Regions from separate parts of the Homo sapiens genome. Here region 1 is linked to region 2. A link is a contact called in ENCODE Hi-C or POLR2A ChIA-PET data. All regions are on one chromosome and are shown on one strand. Each heading gives the region's core, a stretch centred on a gene start or an enhancer-like site at or near the end of the contact. The rest is flanking DNA. Distances are from core to core; before and after follow the strand shown.

Region 1 (5,731 bases), core at 2,546-5,045, 54 kb before region 2:
CTTAAAGCAAAATTATCTGGTACCAGAGGAAAGCAAATAGGAATGCCATTCTCCTGTGGACATCTCTCTCCACGTTGTTCTCCAGCCCTCCTCAGTGAACAGCTCCACCCATAATCCCACTTCCTGTTTAGTGTCCTACCACCTCCCCTGAGAGTCCTCTTGTTTTGCTGGAAGTAATCTATTATTTTACAAAGTCAAAGAACATATTTGCATAATTTCACTTATGGGAAAGTTTCTAGTGCAGTAAGTTGCTGCACTTACTGAGCTATATGGGCGAATCATGTCCATAACACCTTGGTGTCTTCCTGGACAATATGAGGTACAACTCATCAGCAACTGCCTGCTTAATCTCACTTATCTTTACCTGTCTCTAGATTAGCAGGCAGAAAGACAAGCCATCTCCACTCTAGGTAATTCTAAAATAAACTGTGCTGAAGGTGGAAACTTACACTTTAAAAATCACAGAACTGTCTTATCTAGAATCTAAGAGGCAAATCATTCATTTAGCCAGAAAAAATGTGCAAGTGGAAAAAAGATTTCCCTTTAATATATGCTATAAACAGTTTGTGAGAAGTTTTTTCTTAAATAACTCAATATCTCTGCTTTATAAATAACAAAAAGTCTGAAAATGAAAATCTTAAAATGCTAGGCAAATAAAGATTTAAGAGGTAATTATCCTCCATTTGATTGTACAAGTAGGAAGCTGGTCATCCTTGACACTGCCCTCCTTCACATTCAATCCAATTTTGACTTTTCTTAAGTTTTTTTGTTGTTATTCTCTTTTTGTTTATCTGTTTTTGAGACAGAGTCTTGCCCTCTCGCCCAAGCTGGGGTGCAGTGATGTAATCACAGCTCACGGCTGCCTCCACCTGCTGGGCTCAGGTGATCCTCCCACCTCAACCTCCCAAATAGCTGGGATACAGGCACGCACCACCACACCCAGCTAATTTTTGTATTTTTTGTGGAGACAGCGTTTCACCATGTTGCCCAGGCTGATCTCAAACTCCTGGGCTCAAAAAATCTGTCTCCTCCAGCCTCCCAAAGTGCTGGAATTACAGGTGTGGCTGGCCTTTTTTGTATCTCTCTCTTTTTTTTTTTTTTTTTGAGACAAGGTCTCACTCTTGTCCAGACTAGAGTGCAATGCTGGGATTTTGGCTCACTGTAGCCACAAACTTCTGACCTCAAGCAATCCTCCCACTCCAGCCTTCCAAGTAGCTAGGCCTACAGGCACATGCCACCACACTCAGCTAATTCTGTTTATTTTTTGTAGAGATGAGGTCTCTCTATGTTGTCCAGGCTGGTCTCGAACTCCTGGGCTCTAAGTGATCCTCCTACCTTGGCCTCCCGAAGTGCTGGGATTACAAGTGTAAGCCACTGCACCTGGCCTCTTAAGTATTTATTAAATCTGTTCACTTTTCTCATATCCATTTGCCTTTTTACTAGTCCTCTTTACACCTAAAGTTTCCATCCAGTCATGAGGGGAAAGGAAGAGCACCACAGGACAGCTGGAGATTCAGGTGGGGACTGAAGTTTTACCTTTCCTCCAAAAGTCATAGGCTTTGAGTGAGAATGGGTCCCTCACAGCATCCACTTTGCTACTTTTTACCTATCTGGCTGTAAACAAGGAACTTATTAAAAAGTCATGGCAAAAATTGCAATTACTTTTGCACCAACCTAATACCTTCCATGCTTGTTTCCTCTCTGTAGAATGGGAATGAGAATATGAACTACCTCATGGGACTGCTGCGCACAGGAAATGAGTCCATCAATACATGCAAAGCACGAAGAACAGAGACAGGGACACAATAAACAATCTGCTCTTCTGATTATTGCATACTAGGGTTATAGTTTTTCAGGCTCTCGCTGCACTATGAGGCCCTTTCTTAGCATCAGCATGGCAGTGATTTTACATGTTATTTTTCAAATAGCTATCAAATTAATATTTGTCTCTTCCTCTACTGTAAATTTTATGAAGCAGATACCAAGTCTGTCTTTGCTCTTCTTAGCACAGTGCTTGGCAAAGGAAAGCACTGAAATATTTGTTAAGTAAATCTTGGAAGTAAAGCAAAGCAATAAAGCAAACCAGTGACACCAGTGGTTACCAGTCTGTAGTTTCGGATGTCTTCAGAAGTTGTATGAATGTTTCCTATCTGCTATAGTTCTTCTCCATCCTCACTAATATAAGCTTTCAAATATACCCATGTTCAGGTTCCAAAGATTCCAGTTTGACTGGGATGGGGTTGGCCAAGGCCAGTAATGAAGACTCTCTAAATAATTCTAATATGCAAGTCAGGTTGGAAAGCTCCGGTGCTGCTCCCACCAGCTTCAGTTCTGGCGTGAAGGCCTCCAACCTGACCTCTGCTTTTGAATTTGACCAACTGCCCTCACCCTTGGTTGAATTATCATTTCCTATCTACATAATAGAGGAAAAAATATGGGAAGCGGCAGCTTTACGGGCAGGACTTAGGAGGATGGAACAAACGAGTAAGGTTCGTGCTGTTCAGACAATTGTAATCCTGGCAGCAAACCTGTTGGGCGACTCCAGGCCCACGCAATCGCCAACCCACTCTCATTCAGGGCGTTCTGCCCCTAGAGGGCGAGCGCATCAGGTCATGAACCTTTTTTTTTTTCTTTTTAATGAGATTTTATCTATACTAAGAGCCAACACAGAGTTTCCTACTGTGTAAAAGAATGGTGGCTTTGATTGCCTTAAAGGCTGAACTCCGCAAGCCATCCCTTCTGGGCGTTGCTCCCCAAGGTAGATCACTGAGTCCGTTTCCTTCCCACTTGTCTCTCGCTCCACATCCGCCCACCTCTGCCCCTTTCCACGGTCCGTTTACCCCCATTCTTGAACGATTCCATCGGAATTCCCCAACCCTGTTCCAAGTGTGACCCCAAGATATGAGGCCGCCCTTCCTGAAGCCACCGCAGGCTCCTCCAGCAGGCAGCCCCGGGAGCAGGGAGCTGGGCGGCCGGGGGCCCCGCGCGCCACGGGAGGCAGAGGTCGCTCCCCGATCGCGGAAACCGGGACTCACGTGTGGATCTGCTGGAGGTCAGGGGGCCGGTAACGTTCACCTGGCCTCGGAAGGCGGGTCCCCGAGCGGGAAGCGTCTCGCGCAGCCGGGCTGCGGAGCCACCCCCTCGGCGGGCGATCCTCTCACTCCCTAACTTGGGAGCCACAAGCCGCGAGTCCACGGCGCTGGGCGAAAAGAGTCACATTCCCTCCCCACTCCCTCAAGGGAAAGGGAGCGAAACACGCTTTCCGGACCCGGCACAACAGGTCCTTCGGGCAGCCGCGAGGTTGGGAAGGCCAGGGGCGACTGGCTGCGGAAGAGGGTAGAGCATTCCACGGGCGCATTTCCTGAGGAGGGGCCTCTCCACTTACGGATCCCCTGTCACTTTATTGATCCCCAGACCCACAGCAAATCCTGAGTTTGGGCAGCAGGCATTATACCAAAGGCGCGGGTGGGAGTGGAGTTCTGGATGTGCAACACGGCACCAATCTGTTCTGTCCGAGAGCGAAGTTAGGTGGTGCAGGAAAAGAGCCTTTATGCGCGCCCCAGGACCTGACTCTCGGGGCGATCGGCGACCACTCACCTTGTGCCTGCGCCTCCATGGTGGCTGACTTCGAGCTGAGGGCGGCGGGGACACCCTGGTGCTTCCCAGAGCAGATGGCAGCTGCGCCCAGGCTCAGAACGCAGCTGGCCCCGCCGCTCGCTCCCACTCCTGGCACGCGTGTCGCGAGCGCTGCGCGGAGGGGGTTGGGGACGCAGGCAGCCGCCACTAGCCGCTTCTGGTTACCTCCGCCCCTTCCAGTCCACCTGGCCCAAACCAAGCTGGAACAAGCTCGCCGCTGGGCGCCACCTGCCGGCGCTCTGTACAGCCGGCGGAAGGCACCCACTCCCGGCGCTATAAGGGCATAACGCAGAGATATTGCAGGTTAGGTTCCAGACCCCCGCAATAAAGCGAGTATTGCAACAAAACGAGTCACACGAATTTTTCAGTTTCCTAATGCATATAAAAGTTACGTTTGCACTATGCTGTAGTCTGTTAAGTATGCAATAGCACGATGTCTAGAAAGAGCAATGTACCTACCTTAACTTAAAAAGATATTTTATTTCTAAAAAATGCTAAAGATCATCTTCACCTAATGGGAATCTTTTTGGTGGTGGAAGGCATTGCTTGGATGTTGATGGCTGCTGATTGATCCTGGTAGTGATTGCTGAAGGCTGCAATAGCTGTGTCAATTTCTTAAAATGGGACAACAATGAAGTTTGCTGCATCAATTGACTCTTCCTTTTATGAAAGATTTTTCTGTAGCATGCAATGCTGGTTGATAGCATTTTATCTACATTATAACTTTTTTCAAAATTGGAGTCAATCATCTCAAACCCTGCCATTGCTTTATCAACTAAGTTTATATAATTATAAATCTTTTGCTGTCATTTCAACAATGCTGTGAACAACTTCACCAGGAGTAGATTCCATTTCAAGTAACCATTTTCTTTGCTTGTCCATAAGAAGCAACTCCTCAACCATTCAAGTCTTATGAGATTGAGCAATTTACTCACATATTCAGGCTCCACTTCTAATTCTAGTTCTCTTGCTATTTCTACCATATCTGCAGTTACTTCCTGCTTTGAAGTCCTGAACTCCCAAAGTCATTCAGGAGGGTTGGAATCAACTTTTTCCAAACTCCTGTTAATGTTGACGTTTTGACTTCCTCCCACGAATTATAAATGTTCTTAATGGCATCTAGAATGGTGAATCTTTTCCAGAAGGTTTTCAATTTACTTTGCCCACATCCAACAGAAGAATCACTATTAATGGCAGCTATCTATTTATTTCTTAAATAATAAGGCTTGAAAGTCAAAATTACTCCTTTATCCATGGGCTACAAGATGAATGTTGTTTTGCCAGGCATGAAAACAACATTAATCTCTTCGTACATCTCCATCAACTGTTGAGTGACAAAGTATATTATTAACCAATATTAAGCAATAATATTTAGAAAGAAACATTTTTTGAGCAGTAAGTCTTAATAGTGGGCTTAAAAATATTCAATAAACCATGCTGTAAACAGATGTACTGTCATTCAAGTTTTGTTGTTCCATTTATAGAGCACAGGTGGAATATATTTAGCATAATTCTTAAGGGCTTTAAAATTTTCAGAATGGTAAATGAGCTTTGGCTTCAATGTAAAGTCACCAGCTACTTTTGCCCCTAACAAGAGAGTCAGTTTGTCCTTTGAAGCTTTGAAACCAGGTATTGACTTCTTTGTAGCTGTAAAAGTCCTTGGTAGCATCTTCTTCCAATATAAGGCTGTTTCATCCGTATTGAAAATGTGTTGTTTCGTGTAGCTACCTTCATCAATGATCTTAGCCAGATCTTCTGGAGAACTTGCTGCAGCTTTGACATCAGCCCTTGCTGCTTCACCTTACATTCATGTTATGGAGATGACTTCTTTCCTTAAGCCTCATGAGCCAGTCTCTGCTAGCTTCCAACTTTTCTTCTACAGATTCCTCACCTCTCTCAGGCTTTATAGAATTGAAGAGAGTGAGGGCTTTGCCCTGGATTAGGCTGTGGTTAAGAGAATGTTGTGACTGCTTTGATCGGGTTTGATCCAGACCACTCAAACTTTCCCCATATCAGCAAGAAAACTGTTTCACTTCCTTATCGTTTGTGTATTCACTGGAGTAGCACTTCTACTCTCCTTCAAGAAGTTTTCTTT
Region 2 (5,214 bases), core at 23-2,522:
CCAGGATTGGAGCCCAGCCTTCACCAAGATCCACATACAGGGTATGTCTAATAACACAGGAGGGGCCCTAAACATGCTTACTACTACTACTACTACTAATAAACTGAATAAGTAATGTTGAATAAACTTTCAATGAATTGAATGTCAGAAAGAAAATAACTGGTATTATGCTATGTACTTTCATATACACTGTCTCATTTGATGGGAACAAAAACTTCTATCTGTTGTGTTATTATTCCCCAATTTCCAATTACTCTTTTAGAGTTGCAGATGTCAAAGGACAGTTTGGGTACCCTGCCTCAGAGTCCCTGGTTAACAAGAGAAGGGCTCTGAGAAGCAGTCTAGCTTGATAGCTCAGGGCTCCCAGGCCCAGGTTTAGATCACACCTCTGTCCTTGCAGACTCTGTGATGGGGGAGGTTATTCAGTCTCTGTCAAGGCTAATAAATAATGCAACAACGGTGATTCTAATAGTTTAAAACGGATCAGGATACCCTGATGTAGTGGGAAAAAACTTGCCCTTGGTATTCAAATCAGATTGATGATGCAACTCTGTCCTGACTTCACTTTCCTCATCTCTGAAATGGGAATAATGTTTATCTCATAGGGTTGTGAGGATTTTCCAGGAAAATCGCACACAACCCCGCACGTTTCTACTTGTTAAAGGAACTCAGCCGAAATTCTTGCCAGCTTTCGTCCCGACCCCATCCCCAGGGCTCCTCCTGGTTCCTGGTGGGCCCTCTTTCCTAGTCTATTTTTTTTAACTTTCTCTTCGTTTTGTCTTTCCTTTCTCTCTCCCTTTCATCTCCTTCTCCCCCCGTTACTTTTCTTTTGGGTTACCTTTTTAATGAGATGTAGAAAATGTATCAGCAGGTTTATGAAAAGTGAACTGGCAGATGGAAGATGTCACCATGACACTGAGGAAAACTGTTTTCTAACCCCCACCAAAGTAATTTAATTTACACATTTACTTCCTCAAAAAAAGAAAAAAAAAAGCTTTTATGCTTTCAGCACGCAGGCAATGGAGACAGCCTCGGGTCGTGTTGCCCACACGCAGGTGCTGCTAGCTGCCTCCCAGTCGCTCTCCTCGCGCATCTTCCCAGGGGACATCCGCCCTCCCGGGACTGTGCTCCGGACAGCGGGGGAGGGCAGAGGGAGGGGCAGGGAGGTGACAAGCAGCGCCCCGCAGTGTGCACCGTGCGCTTCACTCCGCGCTCCTCTCCGTGCACCCAGACCCAGAGCAGCCCCGCCCGGCAGCCAGCACAACTGCCCCGCGCCACAGGCCGCCGGCCTCTGCTTGCCAGGGCTGCGGGGGAAGAACATGCCCCCGTGCACTAGCTCCGCGTTCCCGAAGGAAGGTTTTCGCAGCCATGGGCAGTGGGCCTTTAGTCTCCCGCTCCGTGCAGTGGGAAGGGATCAACTGAGCGGCGCGGAGCCATCAGTGGTCTCTGCGTGGAGGCTGCAGCCCCGCCGACGCCCTCGCCTTCGCCCTCGCCCCCGCCCCCGCCCCCGCCCTCTATACTGTGGACAAAGGCAATCCGGATTTGTTTTTGTTTTCGTGGTTTTCTTTGTTGATGATGGGAGCTGGAAACTGGGGAGGAGAGAATTTTGCAGTTGTGAAAGGGCATCTCTCTCTTCCCTTACTTATTATTTTCTTCAAAGATAACAGAATTTCCCCATGGCAGGAACCGCAGACTGGCAAGCAGGAGACCTGAGTTTGAGTTGAGCCTTTGCTATGTGACCTCAAACAAACCATTGAACTGTATTTTTTATTTTTTATTTTTTAGTTTAGCTGGGCTTAGCTTTGTTGTTTTCTTTCCCACATTGTTTATAAAACGAGGATACTAATAACACCACAGAGGGGTTGTAAGGATTACATACACGTGAACAGACTATGTGAACGCATAGTAGGCGCTAGATAAAGATTTGTTTTGAAATTATCCATAACAACACCTCCAATATAAGGAATAAGAGACCTAGGAAGCCCAGAGAGGGCAAGTTAGCATGCCAGTTGGAGGATGAAAACCAAGGCTGGAACTAAGGTTTCCCATTTCCAGCTTCGTGTTCTTCCCATTTCCCACTCTTCCGCTGATTCTAACCTAGTGCACTTACAACTCTGGAGAAGGGAGACCCAGTTGGAATCCCTGGCTTCACCATTCTGAAGTTGAGGCGTCTTGGGCACGTCTCTTATAAAACTTTTTTGTTTTATAGTTTTGTAATTTGTTCCTCAAACGTTTCAATGCCTATGATGTACCTGCCAGTTACCATAGACGGTGGAGGGGACCCAAAAATGAATAGAACATGATCCGTGACCTCATGGAATTCACGTTCTTGCTAGAGGGCCTCATGCATAATATAAGCAAAAATAAATAACCAATCTGTTGGTGATTATATTAATAGAGCATGGTGGAAGGAAGAGTTCTGTTTAATGTCGGGGGTTGGGGGGGATCCCAATGTCTCAACAGTGAGCAAGGACTGGAGAGGTTAACTTGGAACGTGCTATCCAGGTTTCACCTCCACCTCTCACCTTTCCCCACACCTCTCCTCCTGCCCCAAGCTACTCTGTCTCATCCCACCCACCCACTCCGGGGGCTGATTCGTTCACTGCCCAGCCTGAGAGTGTTGATGACTGACAGTTCTAAGCTGAACCCACTCTGGAGTGTTCTCAGCTGAAAGGGTCACCTCCTCCCAAAGTCATGCTTCCAAGGGCAGCTCCCATTCAATGACTGATCTATGCAGAGTGTTAAGGCTTACTCTCATTTCAATTTGGGACAACTCTCTGCAGAGCCTTCCCAGCTTCAGGCTGATAGGTTATGGCTGATGAGCTCAGGCCTGTGTGGGGACTTCATTGCAGTCTAGTTTCTCTCCCTGCCCAATCCTGTTTATTTCACTCCTTCATAGATGTGCAGTAAACCTTAGCAATAAGCCTCCTGCATGCAAATTTCCATCTAGGAATCTGCTTCTCAGAAAACCCCATCCTGAGACAGAAGTGATAAAATCAGATTGTGTTTTTGTAGCATCACCCTAATAGCACTGTGAAGGATGCAGTGGACAGTGCCTATGGCCAGTCACATCACAGGCATGGGCAAAACAGAGGGGAAGCCTGAAGGCAAGAATCCCAATGCTTGCCATTATCTGAATAAGAAGGACAATCTGAATTAAAGGGTGAAGGTGTGAATAGAGAGGTTATTTAGGAGATATAATGACAGATTGAGCTAGGTTGGGTGAAAGATAGCCAGACAGGTCGAACTCCAGGTTTTTGTCTTGGGCACCTCATATCCATGCCCCAAAGGCTGCAATTCTCACCCTTACATATCTGAAGGTCTGAATGCCGAAGTCCACTAAAATATTTTTGGCCAAGCGTAAAATAGCTGTGTAACTTTTTTTCTGGACCAACTTTTGAGAATTTTGAAAAAAATTGTGAGTTTGACTCTCACATAGAGATATGCCATTCTCTTTTGGGGATCCATGATAACATGGGCATCCTCCTATGGGTGCTCAATAGCTATTTATTGAATGAATACAGAGAAAAAGTAAACTATTACCAAGGAAGTGATTTGGTTTTCATTAGCAAAGATGGGGAGAAGTCCAGCTGTGTGAAGAAGAATAGGGCCATTATTCATTTTGGAGCTGTCCTTCTGGCCAGCTGATCTGTACCTTTTTCTTTTGTCCATTTGCTTCACTCTAGTCTCATTGCAGCAGCCGGAATGATCCTGTTGGGACCTAGGGATGGCCATAGCACCCTTCTGTCTACAAACTTCAGTGGACTTTTCGTCTCATTCAAACTGAATGCAAATGCACTACAGTTACCCACCTACATTTGCAGCAATGCCCCCACCTCTCTGTTTATACTCATCTCCTCTCCTTCTATTCCAGCTGCTCTGGAGTCTTGCCTTTCTGAGCCCTTGTCTCTGCTGTTTGCTTTGCCTAGAATGCCCTGTTAGCTCATCAGTACAGCTCTCTCACCTCTCATACTTTTGCTCAAACTTTACCTTCCCAGAAGCCCATGCCCTTTTACCCCCACTATCTATCACTTTCCCCTGCTTTATTTTTCTCCCTTTCACTTCTATAATTTACTTATTTTGCTTATTTGTCTGATTCCTATACTAGAACGTAACCTTCTTATGGCAGACATTTTTTTGTCTCTTCTTCACTAATCTATAACCATGACTTGTAACAGTGTCTGGCATGTAATAGGTACTCAAAAAATATTTGTTGCATGAATAAATGGCAACTGTGCCTCAGACAGTCAATCTCTTTAGGCCAGGAGACAGGGACAAGTTTCATGATCTGCTGCCACTATTTCCATGGTGTGGTACCAGTTTTGGGGCCCAGGCTTTAAGAAAATGGTAGCTTCTGCTGGGCGCAGTGGGTCATTCCTGTAATCCCAGCACTTTGTGAGGCTGAGGTGGGCAGATCACAAGGTCAGGAGATGGAGTCCATCCTGGCTAACATGGTGAAACCTCATCTCTACTAAAAACACAAAAAGAAAAAAAAAATTAGCCAGGTGTGGAGGTGGGCACCTGTAGTCCCAGCTACTCTGGAGGCTCAGGCAGGAGAATGGCGTGAACCCAGGAGGTGGAGCTTGCAGTGAGCCGAGATCCCACCACTGCACTCCAGCCTGGGCAACAGAGCGAGACTCCACCTCAAAAAAAAAAAAAAATGAAATAAAATAAATAAATAAAAATAAAAAAAAAAAAGAAAAGAAAATGGTAGCTTCAATTTCCAGTCTATTTGGGATGTTGCTGTCAGAATTCAGCCACCGTATTGGTAGAAGGCCAGAGAAGCTTGTTGTGAAAACTATGGGAAAAAGAACGCAGGCCGTAGCTCACATAAACAAATGCTTGGAAAAAACAGAGGAACAATGAGGTCTCTGGTATGATGGAGATTCCTGAGAATGCTGCCAAGATTGTTCCAGCTTCATCTCACTTTCTCTCTGTCAGCAGCTTCATTCTAAACTGAGGGGATCGAAAGTAGAGAAATGTATTGTCTCACAGTTCTACAGGCTAGAAGTCTGAAATCAAGATGTTGGCAGGGTCATGCTCTTTCTGACAGTTCTAGAGGAGAATCCTTCCCTGTCTCTTCCAGTTTCTGGTGTTTGTTGGCAATCTTTGTCATTCTTTGGCTTTAAGTGAATCACTTTAGTCACATGACCATCTGTTGTAGGTGGCAGAAACATAGCTTCTGGAAGCTTCCAAGCTCACATTTCACAGCTG

Evidence for each region. A loop is a pair of places that touch in the nucleus more often than their neighbours do. ChIA-PET counts read pairs that join two places held with the same protein, here RNA polymerase II (POLR2A). Pooled maps may share reads with other maps.
Region 1: a map of HCT116 shows a loop between it and region 2 (5-fold over the local background). The contact joins the promoter of TPD52L1 here to the enhancer-like site in region 2. A Hi-C loop is called at or near these places in 2 of 168 maps with a recorded cell type or tissue (HCT116 and PC-9) and 2 of 50 pooled maps. POLR2A ChIA-PET finds 5 or more read pairs at or near these places in 3 of 52 experiments (CD4-positive, alpha-beta T cell, HEK293T and WTC11).

What each region holds. Positions count from the first base shown.
Region 1 is chr6:125,151,837-125,157,567 of GRCh38, reverse strand. It overlaps TPD52L1 (TPD52 like 1), which reads right to left and starts at 3,795. Exons shown (of 7, transcript NM_003287.4): 1 at 3,598-3,795. The coding sequence starts at 3,616. RefSeq lists an enhancer at 2,412-2,999.
Region 2 is chr6:125,095,814-125,101,027 of GRCh38, reverse strand. No RefSeq gene overlaps it. Among named protein-coding and RNA genes, the nearest start is that of TPD52L1, 55 kb to the left of the region's middle. Within about 2 kb of position 1,272, at least 5 of the 41 ENCODE cell types and tissues checked have a DNase peak (open chromatin) inside an H3K27ac peak, as active enhancers do.